Regions from separate parts of the Mus musculus genome. Here regions 2, 3 and 4 are each linked to region 1. Evidence: chromatin contacts called from ENCODE Hi-C or POLR2A ChIA-PET data. All regions are on one chromosome and are shown on one strand. Each heading gives the region's core, a stretch centred on a gene start or an enhancer-like site at or near the end of the contact. The rest is flanking DNA. Distances are from core to core; before and after follow the strand shown. Region 1 holds the start of Rela (v-rel reticuloendotheliosis viral oncogene homolog A (avian)). Region 2 holds the start of Ccdc85b (coiled-coil domain containing 85B). Region 3 has its middle 15 kb from the start of Scyl1. Region 4 holds the start of Cfl1 (cofilin 1, non-muscle).

The links. A loop is a pair of places that touch in the nucleus more often than their neighbours do. ChIA-PET counts read pairs that join two places held with the same protein, here RNA polymerase II (POLR2A).
Region 2: POLR2A ChIA-PET joins it to region 1 with 12 read pairs in Patski. The contact joins the promoter of Ccdc85b here to the promoter of Rela in region 1. POLR2A ChIA-PET finds 5 or more read pairs at or near these places in 2 of 5 experiments (Patski and embryonic stem cell).
Region 3: POLR2A ChIA-PET joins it to region 1 with 10 read pairs in Patski. The contact joins the enhancer-like site here to the promoter of Rela in region 1. A Hi-C loop is called at or near these places in 1 of 37 maps with a recorded cell type or tissue (adrenal gland). POLR2A ChIA-PET finds 5 or more read pairs at or near these places in 2 of 5 experiments (Patski and embryonic stem cell).
Region 4: POLR2A ChIA-PET joins it to region 1 with 41 read pairs in Patski. The contact joins the promoter of Cfl1 here to the promoter of Rela in region 1. POLR2A ChIA-PET finds 5 or more read pairs at or near these places in 3 of 5 experiments (Patski and embryonic stem cell).

The regions. Positions count from the first base shown.
Region 1 is chr19:5,635,834-5,639,348 of GRCm38, reverse strand. It overlaps Rela (v-rel reticuloendotheliosis viral oncogene homolog A (avian)), which reads right to left and starts at 1,808. Exons shown (of 11, transcript NM_009045.5): 1 at 1,508-1,808; 2 at 891-917; 3 at 647-798; 4 at 346-494. The coding sequence starts at 1,514.
Region 2 is chr19:5,455,754-5,459,268 of GRCm38, reverse strand. Ccdc85b (coiled-coil domain containing 85B) reads left to right here and starts at 1,706. Exons shown (of 1, transcript NM_198616.4): 1 at 1,706-3,515. The coding sequence starts at 1,872. The coding sequence ends at 2,480. It overlaps Fosl1 (fos-like antigen 1), which reads right to left. Exons shown (of 4, transcript NM_010235.2): 4 at 3,331-3,515.
Region 3 is chr19:5,784,645-5,788,159 of GRCm38, reverse strand. No RefSeq gene overlaps it. Among named protein-coding and RNA genes, the nearest start is that of Scyl1, 15 kb to the right of the region's middle. Within about 2 kb of position 1,555, at least 2 of the 3 ENCODE cell types and tissues checked have a DNase peak (open chromatin) inside an H3K27ac peak, as active enhancers do.
Region 4 is chr19:5,488,790-5,492,304 of GRCm38, reverse strand. Cfl1 (cofilin 1, non-muscle) reads right to left here and starts at 1,850. Exons shown (of 4, transcript NM_007687.5): 1 at 1,703-1,850. The coding sequence starts at 1,705.

The DNA.
Region 1 (3,515 bases), core at 559-3,058:
ATGGAAGTTATAATTCTCTACCAGTATCTCGTCTATCTGTCTGTACAATTATCGCCTGGTTTTACCAACTGGTATTTAAGCTCTAGGAGGGTCCATTTGGATATCTTTCTGATCCAAGAGGCTAAGAGGCTGGCCTGTCCAGCCATAGGGTTTGTGGCTCTAAGAAGATAAGGAGTTCCCAACTGTTAGAGAATTCAAGACAAAGGAGGTCTGTTTGCAAACTGGAGACAGAGTTAAGAACTCTGGATTCTGCCTGTGTTTAGAAAAGAGCAACACTGTAAGAGCTGCCTGGCCGGCCTGCTCCTACCCTGCCCTCACACCACCCCCAGCCCATAGGGAACTCACCTATGGATACTGCGGTCTGGGCAGAGGTCAGCCTCATAGTAGCCATCCCGGCAGTCCTTCCCCACAAGTTCATGTGGATGAGGCCGGTGAGGTGGATCCTTGGTGACCAGGGAGATTCGAACTGTTCCTGGTCCTGTGTAGCCATTGATCTGTCCAAAGTACAGAGTACTCTAGTGGCCAGCAATCCCTAATCTGGCTCTTAGACACAGGGCACGGTGACCAGGAGGCAAGTCTGCTGGGGCTGCACAGTGCGTTCCACCACATCTGTGTCCCAGCGACACCCCTGGGGGCTCTTGCTTACCTTGATGGTGGGGTGTGTCTTGGTGGTATCTGTGCTTCTCTCGCCAGGAATACTGCCCGCTGAGCGCCCCTCGCATTTATAGCGGAATCGCATGCCCCGTTGCTTCGGCTGTTCGATGATCTCCACATAAGGCCCAGAAGCCTGGGCTGGCTCTGTGGGTGACACAGTCAGCCATCAGGTGCTATCCCCACGGCCCCGACTCCAGGACAGCCCCTGACTACTGAGGATGGATGGTCCAACTTACCTGAGGGAAAGATGAGGGGAAACAGATCTGAAAGGGAAAGACAAGGCACATTGTCAATAAACTCCAGTGCCCACCCTCACCTGCGAAGGCCTGACAGAGCCAAGCTCCCTCCCTTCCAAGAAAACTGAGCCAAGACCCTGAAACCTGCCCTGACAGAGGCCGGGGAACTAGAGAAAGGGGACACAGAGGCATTCCTTTGCCAGGGGAAACTGAGTCAGTGCCTGTTTTACGTTCATAAGTGACACTGAGGAGGGGGTAATACCCTCCTCTCCTCTTCTGGGGAAACTGAGTCAGATACTTTCTTCCTTACACGGAAAGGAAGCCAGAACTAATCGCATCGACACGGGGGTGGGGGGAGCCGGAGGAAACGGAGTCAAGATTCACCCGTACCCCCACCCAGGAGGGACACTGAGTCAAGGCGCCCTCCACTGAGAGGGGTAACTGAGTCAGACCCCCTCGCAGCCCGCCCCGCCCCGTGCCACCATCCGGCCTGCCGCTCCCTGCGCAGCAACCCGCGGCGCAGAAAGGGGCGGAAGACGGCGCGGGGAGGGGGGAGATTCCGCCGCAGGCCCCGGAGCTCTAGGGCAGCCATCCCCCGAGCCAGAGGGCAGCCTCACCGTCCATGGTCAGGGTCCCGGGGGCGGGGCCGGGGTCGCAGCTGAGCCCACGGCGCGCTAAAGTAAAGCCATTCGCCAGAGGCGGAAATGCGCGGCGCGCGCCCGTCGTCGCGTCACTGCCCGGAATCCGGCCGCGCCTGCGCGCTGAGCCGCCGCCACCGCCACCGCCGCGCGTGGGGGGCCGAGAGCAGGTGCGCGACTCACGCTGGGCGCGGAAGGTGTGCGGCGGGCGCGCGGGCGGGGACACCGCAGCGCGGCGGGAGGACGCCGAGGCTGTTTGTCCCGAGGCCGGCCCGACTACAAGCTCCGCAGCGCGGCTCGCTCGGGGTCCCGGTCCCGTTCCCGGCCCCGCCTGGAGGGCGGGCCCGCGATTACTCACTCTGTTTTTAGGGGATTTCGGGTCCCGTTCCCCGCCCCGCTCTGATCTCAGGAGTTTGGTGATGTCACCCTGGCCGGGACTGGAGCCGAGCCAGGGCTGGTGGCAGGCTGCGGCCATTCGCCCTGCGCAGGGAGAGGCCCAGGCCTGCTGCTCCCGCGGAGGCCAGTGACTGAATTCCACACGTTTTCCTAAGCGTGCAGGGGCCTTCTGGGGACCCGCGTGCTACGGGCCACATGCTCCCCAACCTAGATCCGGCTGCGCGCAGGAGTGCTTCGCGGAGCGAGCGTGCTGCATCCGACAGGCCTTAGGGTAGAGGGGCAGACCGAGGACTAGGCAGACACCTGTACCTCTAAGAGTCCCTGAGAGCCATGAGTGCTGGAAGAGCCCCAGGGCTTCGTCTGCACACATAGGTGCTGTCTGCTAAGGTTTAGATCTTTAGGGATCTCCGGAACCAGCTAGGGTCACACCGTGAACATCTCCTTCAAGGCCTCCCAGGAGTCCAGGCTCCAATGAGGAAAGCGTTTGTAGGGAGCAAAAATTGCCATCTAAGCCAAGGGCAGGTGTGCAGATTGAGTGTGGGGACTCTGGCCGGAGGACGCAACACATCAGGCTGCCTCCACTATGCCAGAAGGAGGAGGCGCCTCCCGGGCCACAGGAGGTTTCAGCACTCAGAGAAAGACTTATTTTCTCTAAATTAGGAAATCATGTGGGAATTGGAAAAGATTGGAAATTCTGAATTGCTTTCCCAGGCTCTGAAAAAAACAGGAAGACAAAAGTGAAAATAGTTACGCCCCTCCCACTCATTTCAGTTTCTCACTTGGCGCAGATTAGAAAAAGCAGTTTAATATTTTGCGAGGGCGGATGTCAAGGCGACAGAATGAATATAATCTCCAATTAATGGCACACAGCCATCATTGGTCCTCACATGAACCACTTGTAAAAACACATATAGTTACAATTTAAGTTAATATGAATACCAGCGTCCTTACTAAAAAGTAAAGGCTAGAAATGAGAACTCAGTAGTTTTTGCATAACGTTGCAGGAAGCTGGGATTTGATCTCTGACTCCAGGATGCTCCAGTAATCCCAGCGCTCATGGGGTCAGACGTTCAACGTCATCCTCCTCTACATAGTTTGAACCCATCCAGAACTACAGAAGATGCTCTTTAAAAAAGGATGGTTGCAGGCTGGAGAGATGGCCCATCAGTTAAGAGTCGATAATGCCCTTGCAGAAGACCAGAGTCCAGTTATCAGCAACTGTAACTGCAGCTTCCGGAGACCTCACACTGTTCTGGGCTCTTGAGAGCAACTGCATTCACATGTGCACATATATACAAAAATAAAAATAATAAAATAAAATAAAAGATAAATGTGAGTTGTGTTTGGTAGTGCAGGCCTTTAGCCCCAGCACTCTGGAGGCAGACTCAGCAGGTCTCCTAGTTCGAGGCCAGTACAGTCTATACATAGTGAGTTGCTAGACAACCAGGACTGTATAGACACTTTCTCAACACAAATGAAAAAAATGGAGCTTTGTTTACAAAGAGAGCTCTGGACCAGCAGGGGCTAGCCGGTGTGATTTTGTCTCAGAGGGGGAGATGGGTAGGAGTGTATCAGAGTTACAGCACTTGCC
Region 2 (3,515 bases), core at 457-2,956, 180 kb after region 1:
CTGTTGATGTGCCTGCTGAGTGCCTCTCTCTGCGGCTTACTCCCCGCCCCACTGACTCAGTGCCAGCCTAGTTCTGCACAGCTCTCTGTTCACTGACACAGTGTTATTCATCTACAGTGCACTCTGCCACCAGAATCCACCCCACACAGCACACGTGGAGACTTCTTTGGCGGGGACAGAGTTGGGGACAAAGTCTCCTACAGATCAGGTCTTGAATTTGCTGTGGGGAGGATGACCTTGAATTCCTGAGGCTCCTGCAGCTCCCTTCCAAGTGCTGGGATTACTGGCAAATACCAACACAACTGGCTTCAGAAAAGTCTTTTTAAAATGTATATTTTCTTGACTGTGGTGGTTCATGCTTGTAATTCCTACACAGAGGCCAGAGAATCTCCGTGAATTGGAGGCCAACCTGGTCTACTTTCAGGCTCTCCAGGATTACATACCCTGTCTCAAAACATTTTGAAATGTTATTTCCCTCTTTAAAATTCTACCTGGCCTTTGTCAAGCCTCTAGCCCAGAACTGCAGGTCCTTAAGAACTCGACATCTATCCGCCATTGAAGTCTACTTCCCTTTCCAACTTCAACCTCTCAAGCACTGGGATTGCAGGATAGGAGCCACCAATATACCCTGCTCTTCAAAGCCTCCTCATCTTACCACTTCCCATATACCCACGCTTACCAGACTCTCAGAACTAGCCTCGCTTAATCCTAAAGGAGCTAGACTCTCCAGGGCAGCAGTGACTCTTCCCACACTTCTTGCTTCTTTCACATACTCTTTCTCTCTTGGCAGTCTTGTATTTTGTGTTTTGATGACAGGGTCTCTCTACATAGTCCTATCTGTCCTGGAACTCCCTGCTGGCATCTTATGCATCTTTAATGGCCCCTCAGGTATTTCCTCTTTGGGAAATATTTTGGGGATCTCAGAGACTACTTCTGTATCACATCCTTTTTTTATGGTCCAAGAATAAACCAGGGCCTTCCACATGCTAGGTAAGTGCGTTGTCATTGAGCCATATGCTCAACGTGAGCTTCTGTGCCTGCCCTCTCTCTCTTCCCCAAAAGATTCTCTCTCTCTCTCTCTCTCTCTCTCTCGCTCTCTCGCTCTCGCTCTCTCTCTCTGCAAGACAGGGTTTCTCTGTGTAGCCTTGGCTTCTTCTGTCAGATTTTGACCTTTTTGATCAAGTACAGGATTATTGTTAAGCGTATTTCTACACGGACCTTTCACACAACAAAGGTTTATTAAACAAACAAATCCTTTGGATGGCCCATCCTGCAGGCAGGAAACGGTCCCTGGGAGGAAGGGAGGGAGGGTTGGGAATGGGCCAGGACCTTTGACTCTAGATTCGGAGTAGCTGCGAGGGAGTGATGCTTCATAGTTCTCGGAAAGGAAGAAGAGCCTGGTAAGCCATCTGTTTAGCTTCTGTTGCGGAGTGGGAAGGAGTCAAAGGCAGACACCTGAATATCATTTCTCAAAAAGTGCTCGAGGGATTTTGGAACATGGAGTCCTGTAACGCCTTCAAGTCCCGCTGAGATGACCATAGAAGGAAAGGAGAGAGAAGGTCTCTACTGTTTGAGGGTCGTGACACCCAGGTCCGGAGTGGGCGAGAAAAGAGAGCTACAGGCTTAGGCTCCGCCCCTTCCTGGGAGACTTTCTGGATTGGCTGTTCTTGGGCAACATCACGAGGCCCCGCCCCGGCGCGCGCCCTGCCTCGTGCCCACCCCAGGGTAGCTGCTGCAGCCTACGCTGCCTCTTCCACTGCCTACGGTCCTCGGAGCCAGAGCCCGGGTCGGAGCCTGAGAGGCAACCGGCCCGAGGAGGGGCTCCAGAGCCTCGGCCGTGGGCGGGCGATGCTGCAGCTGCCTGATCAACTATGGAGGCCGAAGCAGGCGGCCTGGAGGAGCTGACGGACGAGGAGATGGCGGCGCTGGGTAAGGAGGAGCTGGTGCGGCGCCTGCGGCGGGAGGAGGCGGCGCGCCTGGCAGCGCTAGTGCAGCGCGGCCGCCTGATGCAGGAGGTGAATCGGCAGCTGCAGGGTCACCTGGGCGAGATCCGTGAGCTCAAACAGCTCAACCGGCGCCTGCAGGCGGAGAACCGGGAGCTGCGCGACCTCTGCTGCTTTCTGGACTCGGAGCGCCAACGAGGACGGCGTGCGGCGCGCCAGTGGCAGCTCTTTGGGACCCAAGCATCCCGGGCGGTGCGCGAGGACCTGGGTGGCTGTTGGCAGAAGCTAGCGGAGCTGGAAGGCCGCCAGGAGGAGCTGCTGCGGGAAAATCTGGCCCTTAAGGAGCTTTGCTTAGCACTGGGCGAAGAGTGGGGCCCCCGCGGTGGCCCCGGCGGCGCAGTGGGCTCAGGTGCTGGGCCCACACCCGAGCTCGCCCTGCCACCGTGCGGGCCCCGCGACCTAGGCGATGGAAGTTCCAGCACTGGCAGTGTGGGCAGCCCGGATCAGTTGCCCCTAGCCTGCTCCCCTGATGACTGAGGGCGCCGCATTTTCCACGCCAATGCCTGCCTGGATTGCTCCCTGAGCTCGGGGAATGCTGTGGACCTCCAGACCTGGTCGTAGCTTCGGCTGAGCACCAGGGCGCTGGAATGGACTGGAAAAGCCCTGGCACTGAGGAGGGCTCCTTGCTCTTGCTGGCAGAGCAGCAGGGGAAATGGAGGCTGAAGTGGAGGGACTTGCTGTGTGGTTGGGTGGGGACTAATAAACTGGGAAGGAAGCAGAGCCCGAAGCCTGGCCAGCTTGTGTCTAGAACTCGCCGGGGTTGGGAAGAGGGCGTAAACCCAGAGATGCAGTGCAGTTCTCATCCGGAGGAACTGCAGAGCTAGGGCTGACTCCCTATTACCTGGGATTGGGGTGGGATTTGAGACGGTGGTAGACCACTAACTCCCCCGATGGGCGCCAAGACAGGCTGAAATCCGGCCGCTGTAGTGGCTCCAGCTCCCTTCCAGGCTCCTTCCTGTCTAAAACAATGGGACAGGAAGCAGGTGTTGGGGGCCTAAAGCCCACTGAACCGCCTGCATGGATGGTGGAAGGATATACCACCGGCCTTCCCTGCCCCCCCCCCAGTCCTTAAGACAGGAGCAGTGTGGGTTCCCATGGGGAAAATAATTGATAATCTTCTTTGCTTGCACTCCAGAGCATTCTTAGTCTCTCAGTATAGGAGACAAGGAAGAGCAGAGGGTCGCCCCATTCTTCAGGTGAGAATATGGAAGTCCAAAAACATATGGTAGTTTCTTCAAGGTCAATGCTGAGACTGGAACCTGGAACTCCTGTTCCAAATGGTCTCCTTTAGCCTCTGGATCCAACATGACAACCCAGACTAGAGCTTCAAGCCTTTTATTCCATTTTGGAAGGTTTGTATAAAAATAGTCTCTTTAGGAAAATAAATAGCAGCTGCCCTTGCGGTGGAGGCTCGGATACCCTGAAGCTAAGCGCTTCTCAGAGCTAGGGAGTGCAGCTCCGCTCCTCACAGAAGCCCCTGGCGCCTCCTGCGTTGTGCCATTCAGGAGGAGC
Region 3 (3,515 bases), core at 306-2,805, 150 kb before region 1:
GCCTGGATTGAGCTGGCTGGAAGGGAGCTCCGAGGATCTGCTTGTCTCTGCCTCCCGGGCACTGAGACTGCGTGTGAGGTCTGGGTATGTAACTCGGGTCCTTGAGCTTACAAGGCAAGCCCTTTATCAACCGAGCTCCCCAAACCCAGCAAGCTTTTTCCTATTTCTTTTTTAAGGTTTGGTATCCATATATTGCTCAGACTGGTCTGAAGTTCTTGGGCTAAAGGGAACCTTGGGCCTCAGCTTCCTGAGTATCTGGGATTGCAGCAGGTGTCACTGTGCCTGGCTTAGAAGGAATGTGTTTGTTTGTTTGTTGGTTTGCAGAGGTGAGGCCGGTAGAACTCACTCACCACATAGCTGAGCATATTGGTTAGGTTTTTGTTTTTTGCCAGTTTGACACAAGCTAGAGTCATCTGGGAGGAGGGAACTTCAATTGAGAAGATATCTCCATCAGATTGGCTTCTAGGCCACTCTATGAGGGCAGTTGTTTGATGGGCAGATTGTCTGCACTGCAAAAACCACAAGCTGAGCAAGCCATTGAGAGCAAGCCGGTGAGCATCCTCCATCTTCTCTGCCTCAGCTGCTACCTCCAGCTTCCTGCCTGGGCTTCCCTCCATGATGGACTGTGACACACAAGTATAAATAACTCTTTCCTCCCTACACTGCTTTTAGTCTGGGTCTTTATCACAGTACTAGGAACTGGAACGCCAAGGCTAGCTAGAAGCCATGGTCCTGCTGCTTTGAGCTCTCGGATTACAAACATGCCCTGCCAGGCCTCATTTGGCAGGGGGTGGGAACTACAGAAATAGCTCAGTGGTTAACAGCGAGCTCTTTTGCTCGCAGCAGAGGATCTAGGTTCATACCCAGCACCCAGGAGTCAGCTCACAAGAATCTGTAACTGGCTATCTGATGCCCTCTTCTGGCCTTCTCAGGTACTGCTTGTGCGTGGTGCACAGACACACAAGGAGGCAATACACTCATACACGTAAAATAAAAATGAATAAATCCGGCTGGAGAGATGGCTCAGTGGTTAAGAGCACGGGCTGCTCTTCCAGAGGTCCTGAGTTCAATTCCCAGCAACCACACGGTGGCTCACAACCATCTGATGCCCTCTTCTGGTGTGGCTGAAGGCAGCTACAGTGCACTCATATAAATGTTTAAAGAAGAAACTGAATAAGTCAAGCACGACAGTGGTGAAGCTGACAGCCGAGGGTCAAAAAATGCCTGCGAGCCAAGGCTGACCAGAGCACAGAAGAGCCACAGATCCCCCGAGTGGAAGCAGAGAAGGCCAAGAACCCCATAAAAGCTGTGGGGTTGGCCTGTGCTATCAGCTTCCCACTTGGTGTCTTTCTTCATCCTTAGCAAGCAGGAAGTAACAAGGACTGTTTGCATCAGAGGAAGGGAAGCCCAGCAGAGCACGGGGGCGTCCAAAGCCGGTGAGTAAGAGAGTTGAGGGTTCAGGGCCTTCTCCCAACCAGCTCAGTTCCCTGAAGCTGGGTCTGGAGTACAGGCCTGAGGAGCCCGGCAGCCTTGGGGAGGCTGAAAGTCACTACCACTGAGGTCCACTAGAGGGCGCGTGATGCCCAAGTTGTCACTACCTGACTCTTCTACTCTGAACAACCAAAGGCAAATAAGTTACTAAGTACGTGTGTGTGTGTGTGTGTGTGTGTGTTATGAACCAAGCATAAATAATTTTGTTATTGTTTTATTTTTTTTGCCCAGGCTGACCTCAAACTCAGCATCACTCATCTTTGCCTCTGGAGTGCTGGGATTAAAGGCCTGCACCACCAAGATTGCTAAAAACAAATCTCTTTTTAAAAAGATTTGGGCTGGTGAGATGGCTTAGCGGTTAAGAGCGCCGACTGCTCTTCCGAAGGTCCTGAGTTCAAATCCCAGCAACCACATGGTGGCTCACAACCATCCGTAACGAAATCTGATGCCCTCTTCTGGAGTGTCTGAAGACAGCTACAGTGTAATTACATGTAATAAATAAATATTAAAAAAAAAAAAGATTTATGTGGCCGGTTGGTGGTGGCGCACGCCTTTAATCCCAGCACTGGGGAGGCAGAGGCAGGCAGATTTCTGAGTTTGAGGTTAGCCTGGTCTACAGGGTGAGTTCCAGGACAGCCAGGGCTATACAGAGAAACCCTGTCTCAGGAAACCAAAAATATTTATGTGTTTTATGTATATGAGCCAGATCCCATGATGAATGCTTGTGGTTGCTGGGGCTTGAACTCAGGACTCTGGAAGAGCAACTAATTCTTTTATCCACGGACCTGTTTCTTCAGCCCCCCAACCCCCAAATGGATCCTTAAAAAAGAAAAAAAAAAAAGGGTGAAAAGAATGGTTTTGGACTTAGGAAACAGGTTGCAAAAATAGTTTGGCACATTATATGCCTTTTTTTAAACCAAGAAACACACAGGATAAATTTGCTGCTACATACGCTGTTTTGACATTGTTTTCAAGCAAGAACACATTGCTTATTAAACACAACACAATCTGGAACAAATGGAATTGTGGGGCACATTGGGCTGAGCCAGAACTCAGCTGTGCAGGGCAGTCCTGCCAGGAGAGAGGTGGGGAGGGGGGAGGGAGGCGGGGTCAGGAGAGAGGTGGGGGGAAAGGAGGTGGGTTGGGAAAAGTTAATATCATGATGCAGGAAGCAGGTCGTTGGAGGGCTGCTTTGGAAATTGGAAGTGTCAATGATTGGCTGCGGTGCTGTTACTGAGGGTAAAGATGGGGCCATCACTGAAGATGTTCAGGTAAGTGACGGCAAGGGGGTGGAGAGTCAGTGAAGTCGGGCTGGTGACTGGGTCCCGGAACACATACTTAAGTCCTGCTTGGAGCGTGGGAAGAAGTGTTGGTGAACTAGAGATGGGCAAAGCTATGTGGTTTAGAGGGATCTAGAGATACGCAGTGGAAAGAGCTGGGTTGGGGATTGGATGGGGAAGAGCTTGTAGGGTCTGAGATGGCCTCAAGGTGTCCTGCCTTGGCCTGAAGCCAGCTCAAAAGCCCTCTGCTGACAGCCTCCCTCTTACCACAGACCACTGCCAGTGCCCAGTGGGTAGAGCGCCCAGTCAGTTCCCTGACACCCTTTTCTGCACAATGAGCATACTCTAGCCCCCCATTACCCACCTTTGTTCTCTGCACCCCCTTTTGGCTCTTCCGAACCTTCAGTCTTCTCACCAAGAAAGAAAGCCCACTAGCAGCTGACACACTCTCAGAAAAGGGGTTGGAAAGGAGAGGAGAGGCACACTGGATCCCACTCTCTCTCCTGAGCCACCAGGGCAAGCCTGGTGTCCATGACTGTTCCTGGGGACTCTATCCACCCCAGACAGACAGGACAATGACTGAAGGAATGATTCCACCCAAGCTGGAGAGTTTTGTTGTTGTTATGGTCTGGTGTTTTTTGTCTTTGTTTTTTTTGTTTGTTTTGTTTTGTTTTGTTTTGTTGTTTTGTTTTGTTTTGTTTTTCTAGACAGGGTTTCTCTATATAGCCCTGGCTGTCCTGGAAC
Region 4 (3,515 bases), core at 601-3,100, 150 kb after region 1:
AGATCCAATTATCTAGTTCAACATCCCCATAAATGTTAGAACAGTACTTATTAAAAAGAAGACCTTAGCCAAGAGTGGTAGAACACGCCTTTCTCTTAGTCTGAAACCAGTCTTAGATCTATAGAATGAGTTCCAGGACAGCAGGGGCAATGCAGAGAAATCCTGTCTCTTAAAAAAAAGCCAAAAAGAAAACAAAAACTTGCTGAGTTGTGAACACCAGATTCAAAGAACCCGAAAGATACTGATTAAAATGCCAGCATAGGATAGATACAAAACACCAAACTCCTGGGCCATAGTCTCATCTCCAGGAAAGAGAATCAGAACACCAGAAATTCACAGACACCAAGAGCTGCTCGGTAGTTTATTGCTCATTAGAAATGCAGTCATTGTATAAATGACACTCTTTCCTGCCGAGATCTCCCATACACAAGAATTACAACCCTTAATTAAGGCCCTGCTGGACAACTCCCTGTCATCCAAGAATGGTGAGTCCTTTAAAAAAAAAAAAAGACTGACAAATTAATAGGTCAAACTGTGATGCCCCAAATCGCCGAAAACTTTCTGCTTTGTACGGCCCTGGGGGACGACCCAATCAGAAATCTACAACCAACCCTCCCCACCACCACCATGGAACTGCAGAGGAAGCTAGCCACGTGATTCACCCGCTTCCGGAGTAGGCGGAGAAAGATTGGACTAGGTTCAGGGCCTCCCCAAGAGACACTCGTAGCCCAGAGGCAGCGAGGCGGCCGGACCTCAGATGTCTCAACGCCTAAGGCTCGCCTTTAGGAATAGGCGTAAACGCAGTCAGCTGGAGAGGTAGCTCTGGCCAGTCTCACTCCAAAAAACAGTTTCCCGTGCCCTCAGGCTAAGCATAAAAGCTGGTGGCTTCCGGGCGGTACCCGCCTCGGTCACTTCCCTAAACGCGGCTCCACCCTCGGCCCCATCCGGCAGAGCAGCAAAAGGCCTAGCTCGGCTAGAGCTGCAGCCGGGATGGCAGGGCCCAAGCATGTGCGCACGCGCTGTTCTAGCTCTAGCCCGAGGTACAGTGACTACAGAATGGAGTGTGTAATCGCTCTTTCTAGAAGTGGGGCGATAGCCTGTACAGGAACCCACTCCGTGACTCGTGTTGCAAGAAGGCTCCAGAACCAGCGTCTCAATCAGGTTCCCCGATGCCTCAGCATCTCCCAGAGCCACACCGCGGCCGCCCCCGCCCCGCCCTGACGGCGGAATCCCTGCCACCTGCTGTGGAGACCAACCTAGCCGCAGAGGGAGGATGATGCGGGGAAGGGAACAGCCCTTGGGTGGGGCGCGCGCCGACACCTCGCGCGCTTTTCCCTAGCGGCCCCGGGCCAGGGTTTGGATGCCGCGTGCTCTGGTCCAGCGCGCGCCATCGAGAACCAGCGAGCGTTGCCCGAGGCCCCGCACACTGGACCCCTCCCCCACGGCCAGTGGCCGCGCTGGCGCAAAGGCAGGATGGGGGAGGGGAGAGGAGCCAGGGGGCGCGCGAGCGACGTCCGAATCGGCCCTTCCCAGCGCCCGGAGGCGCGCACGCGCGGCCTGCCCTTCAATGAGACCCTTAATCTCGCTCGGGGTGCTGGGGGATGGGATACCAAGACCGCTTCTCTGCCGCCCCCACCCCGCCCGGCGCGCAAGCGACGGATCACGAACCCACTTCCCTCGGGCGCAGTGGCCTAATGCTCACCATGTTTCCGGAAACGAAAGGGAGACAGAAAGAGCAACTGAAGACCTGAGCCGCCGCAGCTGCTGCCGGGATCCGACTGAACGCGGCCTCTCCCGGCCCCTTCCGTTTAGTAGGAGCCGCACAATGAGGGGCGGGGCGGCCTTCCGGCGCTTGCCGCGCGGGCCGACGGGAAGTGAAGTCCGAGGATTTTGCACCGAAATAGAACTAGCTGCTACCGGGTTCCGCAGAGCTTGAGGCGCAGAGTAGGCGGAGGCCGAGAGGCGTGGGCTGTTGCACGGAGAGTGAGCCCATTGGTGCAATGGACCAAAAAACGCTCTGAGCCAGAGGCCCATCGTTTGATAAAAATGACCTGAATATAATTCTCTACTTTCTTTATCCCAGAAATTAAGTGGTTTTTTGTTCTTTATGGTTCCTGAAAAAAGATTTTGAATCATCAGCTTGGGATCCTCTCTCACAGAAAAGAGAATCGCCAAGTATAACGGTGTCTTCAAGCCAATAGAAATGCTCCCGTGGAGTAAAATTTCAACAAATAGGATTTTTTAAAAAACAGGAAATGCTAACATAAAAAGTTTGAGAGCTTTGGCGTTGTCTAAAGACGTTTGGCAAATTGTTAGATCAAACGTAATTCATGGGGGAAGGGTGAAGAGTTGTGCACTAAAAATTTCCTTATGGCCGGGCATGGTGGCGCACACCTTTAATCCCAGCACTCGGGAGGCAGAGGCAGGCGGATTTCTGAGTGCGAGGCAAGCCTGGTCTACAAAGTGAGTTCCAGGACAGCCAGGGCTACACAGAGAAACCCTGTCTTGAAAAATCAAAAAACAAAACAAAACAAAACAAAACAAAAAAAAAACTTCTTTATGTTTCTTTTACGATACAGGAAAAGGAATACTTCAATTTAATTCCAGAGTTGATAGGTTTATGATCATTTTAGCACAAAGACTGAAGAGAATCTATATGAAAGCAAAAGTTTAAAATAAACTGGGGTGGGAACTCCAGGAGAATTTCTCTGACCTGAAACAATGACCATGGCCTTAGAAAAAAAGGGCAAAGTCGCAAACAACTCAGAGGCAAAGGAAACCGGGGCCCTTGACCTCCCCAAGCTGAATAAAGGGTGTAAAAGAGGAGCTTCCCCAGGAGCGAGGCAGCACGCAGAGGATGCCGGGGGTTGTAGTCAGGGGATTGTAGTCAGACTGCACCCGTGGGCTACACTGCGGGAGCTCCAGGTGACTGCACCCGTGGGCTACACTGCTGGAGCTCCAGGTGGAGGCCGAAGCTTGACCCCCTTCTCTCCCAAGGGCCCCTCCTAAGGAGAAGGCTGGCTCCACCTTTTTCGAGACTAGCAGTTTCCCAGAGCAACGGGGGGAGGGGCCACGCAGTTACCCTGGAGACGCACTCCTTCCGCCCCTGGTCGCGGGATGCCCTAGATGTCCTTATTAGGGCATAAGCCTCCAGAGGGCGTGCCCAGTCCAAGCGCCAGCTGCAGGCTCCTTATAAGGCTGCTTGAGGAAAGAGGCGGGTGCACAAAAGCTAGACTGAGAAGAGGGTCTGCGAATTGGGCTCCCGACGACTTCCGGAGTGACAGCGTGACAGCTGAAGACCGTGCGTTGTTCCAAACACTGAAGGGACCTCTATGTTCTATTGAGCCCTGTGTCCCTCAGCTTGAGACATCCCTGCCCCAGCAAGGTTCCCACCTTCATCCTCCCTGAGGCTCCTTCACTTTTAATGAGCCACAGAAGCGAAGTGTCTAACTAGCATCCCCGGGATCCAACCATGTGCCCACATTCGAACTCTCCACCTTCTAGGATACACCTCT